Regions from separate parts of the Homo sapiens genome. Here all the other regions are linked to region 3. The links are chromatin contacts, found by Hi-C or POLR2A ChIA-PET in ENCODE. All regions are on one chromosome and are shown on one strand. Each heading gives the region's core, a stretch centred on a gene start or an enhancer-like site at or near the end of the contact. The rest is flanking DNA. Distances are from core to core; before and after follow the strand shown.

Region 1 (3,453 bases), core at 937-3,436, 150 kb after region 3:
TCATATTCTTCTGAAAAATAGCACAGTGGAGACACACACTCTAGGGTGCCATGGCCGAGCGCTGGGCCGGGGAAGGGCCATGAGCCAGGACTCCTGCTCTAGCTGCCAGGCCTGACTTGCATTTTCTTTAGGCTATTTCCAGGTGTTTGAGCCACTGGATTTGGAAATGGAAAAGTGCTTGCTTCCCAGGACCATGAGGATCGAGGAGAAGAGAAAGTCAATAAATTCATGCTGTGGTGGTTTGGGGACCAAGCCCTTATCTCAATGATCCCCACCTTGAGTGCTCAGTTACGAAAAGAGGCTCAGAATGCAGACACCTTTTGCTACTTTGGACTGCAAGTTCCTCTCTTTGAAGCCCTGCAGCTCTTAAGGTTTTCTGCGACCCTACCAAGGAAATGACCTGTGTGAAGCAAGAAGAGATTTACACCAGGAAGTCCAATCTGGAGTTCTTTCTTGGATGTCAAGAACTTTTACTTGAGCCTTTGTGGGCCGTGTTCCCTGCACCTTAGTCCCGCTGTAAGTGATGTCAGGTCTAGGAGGGCTAAGGTGAAGGAGAGGGAAGGAGGAGGTAACAGCATAAAAGAGGCAGAAGTTCAGCGGCATCATCAGTGAGTAAGGATGCACAAGATTTGAATAGGGTTGATTGAAGTGATGAATTTGATGAGAATACATGAAGAAAGTGAGAGTAGAGAAGGGACATTCATGCTGTATGTACACTGAACAAAGACTCAGAATCACAGAGATTTGGGGTTGCTCTTGGGGTTCTTTGGTCCAACGCCTCATTCTGTGCCCAGACTCCCTCCTCAGCAGCCCTTCTAGGTGTTTCTTCAGCCTCAGCGCACACACCTGCAGGGAAGGGGAGCTCCCTCCCTCCCAAGGCAGCTCATTTCTTCCACGGACAGTTGGGGCTGTCAGGTGTGTCAGAAAGTTCTTCCTTATCTGGAGGTGGAATGTGCCTCCTTCTGGGTTTCCACCCACTGGTCCTAATTCTGCCATGGTAGCAACACAGAGCACATCGACTCTTTTTCTGTGTGGCAAGTCCTTTGTTATCTGAACACAAGGCTCATGGTGTCCCTTGGCATCTTGCTTTTCCAAGGTCACCACTGCCCTGGTAGGGGGTGGGGGTTATGGCTGTCATCCTGTTGGTGGCCCATCAGCAGTTTTCTATTCGCCATTAGAGTTAACCTTTATTAGTATAGATAAAGGAGTGCTGACAAGACCTCTTTTCATGCTCAACATCCACTGAGCACCTCTTGGCAGGTGGGGAGGGAATCCAGCCTTGTGCCAGGTGCTTCTGGAAACCTAAGGGTAGCAAGATGTGATTCTTTACATCGAGAAGCTCAGGCTTGGTTAGGGGGGACAAAATAGGTGACCTCTGGGTGCTGTGTATTGGGCTTACTTTGGTGAGGCAGTAGCTATCCAGGGGTTATTGCAAGAGCAGAGTGAGTGAAGCCCAGAGTGGGAGATCCTGCAGATGCCCCCTTTGTCTTCTGGTGCCAGGATCCCAAAGGCATGGGCGATGTGGCAAGAGGGGGGCTGGAGGGAATGTAGGCCCACATTGTGGGAGTCTCCCACCCAGCTCTCGGTGAATGGCATAACTTATGGCCCTGCCTCAGTCTCTGTCCTTGTTTCCCCATGGGCTACTGAGCTGAAAAAAGGGGCTGGGGATGGGGGGAAACAGCCCTGGAAATAGCCTCTTTCAGAATCATTAGGCTGAAAGGTGAAAGCTGGAAACTGCTTTGTCGATTGTTTTTAAACTCTCTGTCTTTATCTTGCTGGTCCCTGTCCTCTTTCTTCTTTGCCTCCCTCCTGCCGCTGCGCATCTCGCTTCTGGGCTCCGGCCGCAGCCCCCCTCCCTCTCGGTACCTTGCAACAGGCTCTGGAGATTGAGCTGCGCCTCCCGAAGCAGCTCCTCTACACTCGGGGGCCTGCCCGAGGAGAGGAACACGTTCACTGGCTGTCGCCATGACGACCTCGAGTGGGCAGTCGCTGTCGCATTTTCCCGACCCGAGTTAGCTGCAGCTAGGGAAGGAGAGAGTCAGTGAGAGGCGCAGGCGAGCTGGAGGGGAGCGGCGCGCGGCGGCCAGTGGGCGCCCGCGGTTCCCCAAGGCCCGCCCCTGCGTGGGGTGGGGGGAGTGCGAGGCTGCGCTTAAAAGGCGGGGAATCGCCGGCCGCAAGATTTTTCCTCGACAGATCCTGCCGCAGTCCGCTCCCTCCCGCTCCGCTCGCCCCTGCCCGCCCGCCCGCCCGGTCGCGCGGTCGCCGCCGCCACCGTGTCGCCCGCATCCTCCGCCTGGCGCCTCCGGGCCCCGTGCCTCCGCCCGCCCTCTCCGGCCCCGGCGACGAGGTAACGCGCCCTGGGCCGAGCCGCCGGGCCCTCCGCCCAGAGCGCCGCCCTCCGAGCTCGCCCCGGTGGGTGTGGCCCGGCCTGGCCCGTGCCCCGCTGCCGCACTTCGGTCCCTCCCGAGCCCCGCCGCCGCATTTCGGCCTCCTCCGGCCGCCCGTAGTTCCAGTTCCCCTTTCCCCACCACGGAGCCCCAGGGCCCCTGGGCTTGTCGAGATGTCTGAGGCGTCAGGAAATCTCAACAGCCTCCGCATGGCGAATGTGGCCCTGCGCGAAGAATTAAATGCCCTTCGCGGGGAGAATGCCAATTTGGGCCTCCAGCTCGGGAGAGCCCTGGCCGAGGTTAATTCCTTGCGGGGCAATGTCTCCAGCTACATCCGCTGGCCAGTACCCATAGTGCCCGTCCTTGCGGAGGAGAACTTGGAGTTCGCGCTCAGTGAGATCGAAGTCATTCCCGGGGGAGAACTGCCCTTCTTGTGCCGGCCTCCCCCACGCGCGGAGCCCGACTGTATCTCGGATGATCTTTTGATTAACGTGATCCAGGATCGCAGCACCCCCGACGGGCCCGCTGACCCCCCTCTGCTGCCCATCCCGCCCCCGCCGGCGCTGCCTCCGCCCGCGTCAAAGGAACCGCCCCCGCAACCCCCTCTGGCACCGCTGGAGCGGCCTGAGATAGAGCCCTTTTCAGGAGACCCAGTCTACCTGGCTGAATTCCTGATGCAGCTAGAGACCTTCATAGCCGACCATGAGGTTCATTTCCCCGGGGGCGCCGAGCGGGTGGCCTTTCTGATCTCCTTTTTCACTGGCGAAGCCAAGGACTGGGCCATCTCGGTCACCCAGGAAGGAAGCCCCTTGCATGCCAACTTCCCGCGCTTCCTGGATGAAATCCGTAAGGAATTCTGTGGCCCCATCCCCCCACGTGTGGCTAAAAAGGCCATTCGCAAGCTCAAGCAGGGCCACTGTACCCTCGGCAGCTATGCAGATGCTTTTCAGTTCCTGGCCCAATTCTTGTCTTGGGATGACTGCCGCCTCCAAAACCAATTCCTCAAAGGCCTGTCGGAATTCTTCCGCAAAGAGCTCTTATGGTCAACAGAAATGGCCGACCTGGA
Region 2 (3,211 bases), core at 261-2,760, 180 kb after region 3:
ACTTAAAAATTGGAAGCAAACAATTTACCTTTAAGAGGAATTCTGCGTTCAACATAAAGCTAGAATGCCATATATTATCCTATACAATTTTTAAGTACTAAATGCTTTTTTCAGATTAAGTCTAGCAAGCTGATTTCTGGACTGAAGGACTGACATCATACTGCTCTACAGAGGCGAGATAAGGAGAAATGGACCCTCCATACATTGTACCTCACCAGCCTTGGGATTGGCTTTATGGGCTCCAGTGGCCCAAGTCCTGGGGACACAGTTAGCTAAAATATCTCCTTGCCTCTTCCTCACTCCCAAAAGTTAGTCCGTCACCAAGTTCCGTTGATTCTACTTACCAAATCTGTCCAGAATCTGGCCATTTCTTACCATCAGCACTGCCACCACCCTAGACCAAGCCACTATTGCAGGCAGAAGTCTCCTAAGTGGCCTCCCAGCCCCCTCTCCTGCCCTCTGGCTCTACGAAGCAGCCACAGTCAGCTTTTTAAAAGAGCAGCCCTACTGCATCTCCCTTCTGCTTGGACCTCGGATGAGGAGATCTTTGGCTAATATGTCTACCCCTGTGACCTGAAAGCTCAGGGTGCCAGCAGGAACCCTGTCTGTTTTGATGACCACTGTAATCTCAGGCCTGGCCTCATGCCTGGCATGTAGTAGACACTTATTTGTTGAATGAAGGAATGGATTTTAGCAGTGCACATTTGTACAGTGCTTTAAAGGTAACAAAAACTTCATTTGATGCTCAGAATAACCCTGTCATAACCCTGTGTTATTGCTCTCATTTTGCAGATGAGGAAATTGAGGCTCAGAGCATTGCCTATGTTGGCAGAGTTAATGCAGAGCATATTGAAATCCAGGTCTATGGGGGTCAAAAGCCCATGCCTTTCTGGCTAAACCCCTCAGAGAGCTACGGGAGTGTGGAGGGCATGGAGTTGAGAGGCACTTTGATATTTCTTGGCTGTATAAGGGGCTACTTTACTCAGGCCTTCAGGGCCCTAGAGGCAAGTCCTGTGGGGATTCCCTGCCAACCAGCCCGGGAGGACAATGGATTCTAAATCAGGCTTTCCTGGATGACTACTCTAACTACAGTGACCTTATTTTCTGAATCTCAAATCAGAATTCTTGGTCTGACAAACAGAATAAAATACTTGAAACTGGGACTTTTCTGGAAAATCCAGGGCACAGAGTTGCTGTACCTATACCACATGGCAGCTACATAATGGGCACTTCTTGGCAAATTCTGACCCAGACACCTTGGTCTATCACATCTCAAGAAGATTTCTTTTACATAACAAAAGCTGTTTTCTGGGCCTCACCCCAAATTCTTTCCATCTACATTTCTTGTTTGCTCGTTTAATTACTTCCCTTACTTGCTCTTATCTTTCCTGTTTACAGCTTTCTTCTCAGTCTGCCCGAAAGAGCTTCTAGGTCCTGCTTGCTGATGGATGCTATAAGCGATTGAGAGAAATCATAAGCAAAAGTGCTTGGGAACCATGGCAACAGGGGCCATGGCAACAGGGGCCAAGCACTGAGAGACAGCCCTTCCTGGTTTCTGTTTTAGACCAAGTGGTGCTGATAAGGCCTGATGGTCCCATTGTGTCTGCTAATCAGGCAACACTGTTAGCAGGAGGCATTATGGCAAAATTCTGGTTTCAGAAAGAGCTTTGCAATGCTCTTGCTTTACTGCACCCTGCGTTGCAATGGTGGGCTCATGGTAAAGGGCATTGCCAAATCCAGGGTTGAATCTAAAATTTGCCCCAATTACTCCTCACATGTGGTTCAAGTATACTTAGAGCTCCATGATGGACAGGCAGGCAGGTCCCAGTGTTAGGGTGACAACTGCAAAAATTTGGTTATCATTCTCTTGGGCCTGGAAGTCGAGAATCATAAGGTTACTCAAGCAATAGATCCTAAGGATTTATACTGATGTCTGGGAGAGAAGGGGCTCTTAGTGAATTGGGGTGCAAAGTCTCTTCCCATGGAGGTTATCCATCTCTCTGATGTACCAGGTGCCCTTGAACAAAAGGGTGGGCTCTGGAGGGGCTGTGAACCTGCCCTGCCTTTTTCTTGTCTTGTTTTTTTTTTTAGATGACGAACTCTTTCAAGCATATGAAAAAATATCAGGAACAAATTCATTTCCCTTTATTTGCCCCAGAACATTTTTCCTAAAGAAATAAAATACTACAGCTTGAGTCAAAGCCCCCTGCATGTTTTGAAATGTGCTATGTATGTGCTCATAAACAATAAACTATACAGTATGGGTTGTATGTTCTTAAACTGTATAAATTGCATCAAATTGTCCATACCATTCTTTGCCATCATGAACATTCACAGCATATATGCCATCATTCACCTGTCTCAGAGTTTCTCTAGGGTATAGACCTAGGAGTGCAATAACCGAGGTAAAGGGTGGAAGTGTAACTTCTTAAGCCTTTTTGAGGGTAATATTCTGGTACTTATTTAAAGTAACTATTTATACACTGTTGGATGCTGTAACTGCACTTTCATAAAGCTATACTAGGGCTGGGCACGGTGGCTCACACCGGTAATCCCAGCATTTTGGGAGGCCAAGGCAGGTGGATCACCTGAGGTCAGGAGTTTCAGACCAGCCTGGCCAACATGGTGAAACCCCGTCTCTACTAAAAATACAAAAATTAGCCAAGCGTGGTGGAGCACACCTGTAATCCCAGCTACTCGGGTGGCTGAGGCAGGAGAATTACTTGAACCCAGGAGGTAGAGGCTGCAGCGAGCTGAGATCATGCCACTGCACTCCAGCCTGGGCAACAGAGAAGAGTAGGTTTTGAAAGAAAGAAAGAAAGGAAAAGAAAGAAAGAAAGAAAGAAAGAAAGAAAGAAAGAAAGAAAGAAAGAAAGAAAGAAAGCAAGCAAGCTATACTAGGGGAATATTCACACACACGCACACAGATATAAGTCCAAGGATGTTCATTGCTCCATTGCTAGTAATAAGGTGAAAATGGAAGCATCCTCAACATCTATCAATGGAAGGTGAGGCAGACAACCTGTGGGTCACCCACCCTATAGAATACCTTGGACTTTGGAAGGAAGCAGGCCCTTTCTCAGCCATCTCCTTGACTCCTGGATTGAAGAAATAATGTTGCTCACAGCACAAGGCCAGGTATTCAGGAAATGACTGGTAACTGCTTGTGTATTGGATGGAGATAACCTGACTACTGCCATGTAGGGACCTG
Region 3 (3,067 bases), core at 89-2,588:
CTCAGGCCTGTAATCCCAGCACTTTGGGAGGTCGAGGCGGGCGGATCGCTTGAGTCCAGGAGTTTGAGACCAGCCTAGGTAACATGGCGAAACCCCGTCTCTACAAAAAAATAAAACTACAAAAAATTAGTTGGGTGCAGTGGCGTGCGCCTGTTGTCCCAGCTACTCGTGGGGGCTGAAGTGAGAGGATCGCTTGAGCCCGGGCTGTCTGTCGAGGCTGCAGTGAGCCATGCACTACAGCCTGGGTGACAGAGTGAGACCCTGTCTCCCAAACAAACAAACAAAAAGAGCTGACTCCCTCGGAACAAACTAGCTTGGTGGGGCTTGAGCTTTGAAGTTTGGGATTGGGGAGAGAGAGCAATGGAGCCAGATAAAGTTCAGACCTGCTCCCTTACGGCAGGAAACAGAGGGCCAAGGGCAGTTTCGAAGCAGGATCAGATCTACATTTTAGTTAGATATAACCAGACGATTTCTAATATCCTCTCTCCTCCCTGAGTCTCTATAAGTGCCAAATGCGTTGTACAGGAAGCAAGGGGGAGGATGTCAGAGTTCAAGCAGAGAAGCAAGAGGGGGTTAAAAACGTTGTTGGCTCTTCCCAACTCAGTATGGGCTGCCTGGCTGGCTCAAGGGAACACAAAAAAGGGACAGACAAAATACGTTTAAGAAATAACATTAAATATTTATTAAAATGTATTCTATTGATTATATACAAGTTCTTTGTTTTGTTTTGTTTTGTTTTGTTTTTGAGACGGAGTCTCGCTCTGTCGCCCAGGCTGGAGTGCAGTGGCGCGATCTCGGCTCACTGCAAGCTCCACCTCCGGGGTTCACGCCATTCTCCTGCCTCAGCTTCCCGAGTAGCTGGGACTACAGGCGCCCGCCACTATGCCCGGCTAATTTTTTTGTATTTTTTTTTAGTATAGACGGGGTTTCACTGTGTTAGCCAGGATGGTCTCGATCTCCTGACCTCATGATCCGCCCGCCTCGGCCTCCCAAAGTGCTGGGATTACAGGCGTAGAATCATCTGTACGTGAGACTGGAAGTAAGCTCACTTTGAACTCTCCTTGAGGCCAGGGATGTTGTGTAGCTCATCTTTGTATTCCCAGCACCTAGCACAGAATAAGGCACACAAGAGGCGCTCAGCAAATATGGGAGGAGGAAGGGCGGAAAAAGGGGAGGGAGGAAATCGCCCTTAGGAGACACCCTCTTTCCGCGGCGGTTCCTCAACTCGGGACTTCTGACCTCCCACCAGCAGATGGCAAGAAAGAGTCCCGGCGCGCCAGCAAAGGGCTGAGCTGGGCGGAGCAGCTGAAAATCCGGCGCGCGCAGTCTCCAGCCCCAATTTCTACGCGCACCGGAAGACGGAGGTCCTCTTTCCTTGCCTAACGCAGCCATGGTAAGCCGTTTAGTTAGCGAGCTCTTAGGACGTATCCGCCTCCATCCTCCCCCGGCCGGGGCTGCCCGAGGTTTCGGGATTCCTACTGGGGATGGCCGGGCAGAGGCGAAGGGATCACGGCCTCCGTGGTAGGCCGGGACGGGCTCCAGGGCGAAGGGCGAACGCTGGCCTAGGGTTGGGGAGGCGCAGATCTGGTGCTGCTGTTGGGAAGGCCTCGGTTTCTGACCCGGCCATACGTCCTGATCCCGGGAGAAGCTGCTTTTCCTCCCGGGCCGGAGCCGCGGCTGGGCCAGGAGCTCAGACTGCGAGCCCGAGGTTGGTGGGCGCTGGGGGTGCCCGGCGGAGAAAGGTTTTCTTTGTCATTGCCTTTTTGGCACGGCCTGACTTTACCATACGTGGCCGGTAAGCATCTGGACACAGCATTAAAAAGGCTTCCTTACTCTTTTTAAAGTAAAATTGGTGTCAGCTTTTGGCTTTAGTGTACGAAGGAGCAGCACATGTGTTTGTGCGGATGTCAGAATCTTGTTCCATACGTGTCAAAAACAGACGGTAATAAATTGTGAAAACTTTAGAAACACAGGTAGACTCCTGGCTCATTTCTGTTGCTGTGCGTTTCACTAGTATGGTGTTCTTGAAAGACCCTAACCTCTAAGCAGATACAGTTTCAAACAGTAACATGGAAACACTTTAGCAAGGTTCTGAAAGATAGTAATCAGTAAACGTTCTGAAACATAGTAACCAAGAATATTCTCTGTTACAATAAGAAGGCTTGTTGCAGCTTATGGATCTCACGGTGTTTGTTAAATAACTGTGTTTGTTTCTGTTTTATCGGAACACTATACTTTAATATTGTCCACATTTTGCTGAAGATGAAACTAAACTAAGAGTTTAGTTTCACACTAGGTTTTATAAGCTGTTCTGAAACCTGATTAACAGCATTGCAATCTAAAACTTTCAGGCTCGTGGTCCCAAGAAGCATCTGAAGCGGGTGGCAGCTCCAAAGCATTGGATGCTGGATAAATTGACCGGTGTGTTTGTAAGTATCTTATATAAATATTTCCGTGGCCACTGTTTTTAAGTGTCTCCCAGGACTCATTTGGGGACCAGGCTAGGGGAGGAATATCTATTCTTGGCTTCCTCTGCCCTTGAAGGAGCTATACTATCTAGCTGTCCTCCACTTCCAATCGATTTAATATTTTTGTGCCTCATTTATTCCACATACCACATAGTACATTTACATGGACTCAGGATTCATGTTCTTAATGATCCTGGTCCTCTGACAGGGAAGATGCTATAAAACTTTAAGGTATGAAATAGTTTTGGATGCTTTTTACACCTCCTGTGTAAAAGTCCAAGTTGGGTGTAATATGGACGGTCTTGGTGTTCAGTTAGTGGATCTGGTGGACTAGGAGGTAGGTTTGAGTGCTTTAGTGAATCCCAACAGTGATTATCATTTTTAACGTTACAGGCTCCTCGTCCATCCACCGGTCCCCACAAGTTGAGAGAGTGTCTCCCCCTCATCATTTTCCTGAGGAACAGACTTAAGTATGCCCTGACAGGAGATGAAGTAAAGAAGATTTGCATGCAGCGGTTCATTAAAATCGATGGCAAGGTCCGAACTGATATAACCTACCCTGCTGGATTCATGGGTAAGAAGTTTTAAATACTCTGGAG

Evidence for each region. Hi-C counts contacts between places; a loop is a spot of excess contacts on that map. ChIA-PET counts read pairs that join two places held with the same protein, here RNA polymerase II (POLR2A). Pooled maps may share reads with other maps.
Region 1: a loop to region 3 is called in a map of ascending aorta, with 4 times the contacts of the local background. The contact joins the promoter of RTL5 here to the promoter of RPS4X in region 3. A Hi-C loop is called at or near these places in 3 of 168 maps with a recorded cell type or tissue (CD4-positive, alpha-beta memory T cell, ascending aorta and naive thymus-derived CD4-positive, alpha-beta T cell), 3 of 37 single-sample maps with no recorded cell type and 15 of 50 pooled maps. POLR2A ChIA-PET finds 5 or more read pairs at or near these places in 13 of 52 experiments (A549, A673, AG04450 and 10 more).
Region 2: a pooled map shows a loop between it and region 3 (2.7-fold over the local background). The contact joins the enhancer-like site here to the promoter of RPS4X in region 3. A Hi-C loop is called at or near these places in 1 of 168 maps with a recorded cell type or tissue (naive thymus-derived CD4-positive, alpha-beta T cell) and 7 of 50 pooled maps. POLR2A ChIA-PET finds 5 or more read pairs at or near these places in 2 of 52 experiments (PC-3 and T-cell).

The regions. Positions count from the first base shown.
Region 1 is chrX:72,130,648-72,134,100 of GRCh38, reverse strand. RTL5 (retrotransposon Gag like 5) reads left to right here and starts at 2,186. Exons shown (of 1, transcript NM_001405151.1): 1 at 2,186-3,453. The coding sequence starts at 2,561. NHSL2 (NHS like 2) reads right to left here. Exons shown (of 8, transcript NM_001013627.3): 2 at 1,867-2,022; 3 at 1-10. RefSeq lists silencers at 2,106-2,165, 2,326-2,395.
Region 2 is chrX:72,093,395-72,096,605 of GRCh38, reverse strand. The region is part of intron 1 of NHSL2 (NHS like 2); the gene reads right to left. Among named protein-coding and RNA genes, the nearest start is that of RTL5, 37 kb to the left of the region's middle. Within about 2 kb of position 1,510, at least 7 of the 41 ENCODE cell types and tissues checked have a DNase peak (open chromatin) inside an H3K27ac peak, as active enhancers do.
Region 3 is chrX:72,275,519-72,278,585 of GRCh38, reverse strand. It overlaps RPS4X (ribosomal protein S4 X-linked), which reads left to right and starts at 1,338. Exons shown (of 7, transcript NM_001007.5): 1 at 1,338-1,393; 2 at 2,352-2,429; 3 at 2,862-3,042. The coding sequence starts at 1,391. RefSeq lists enhancers at 1,519-1,588, 1,759-1,838.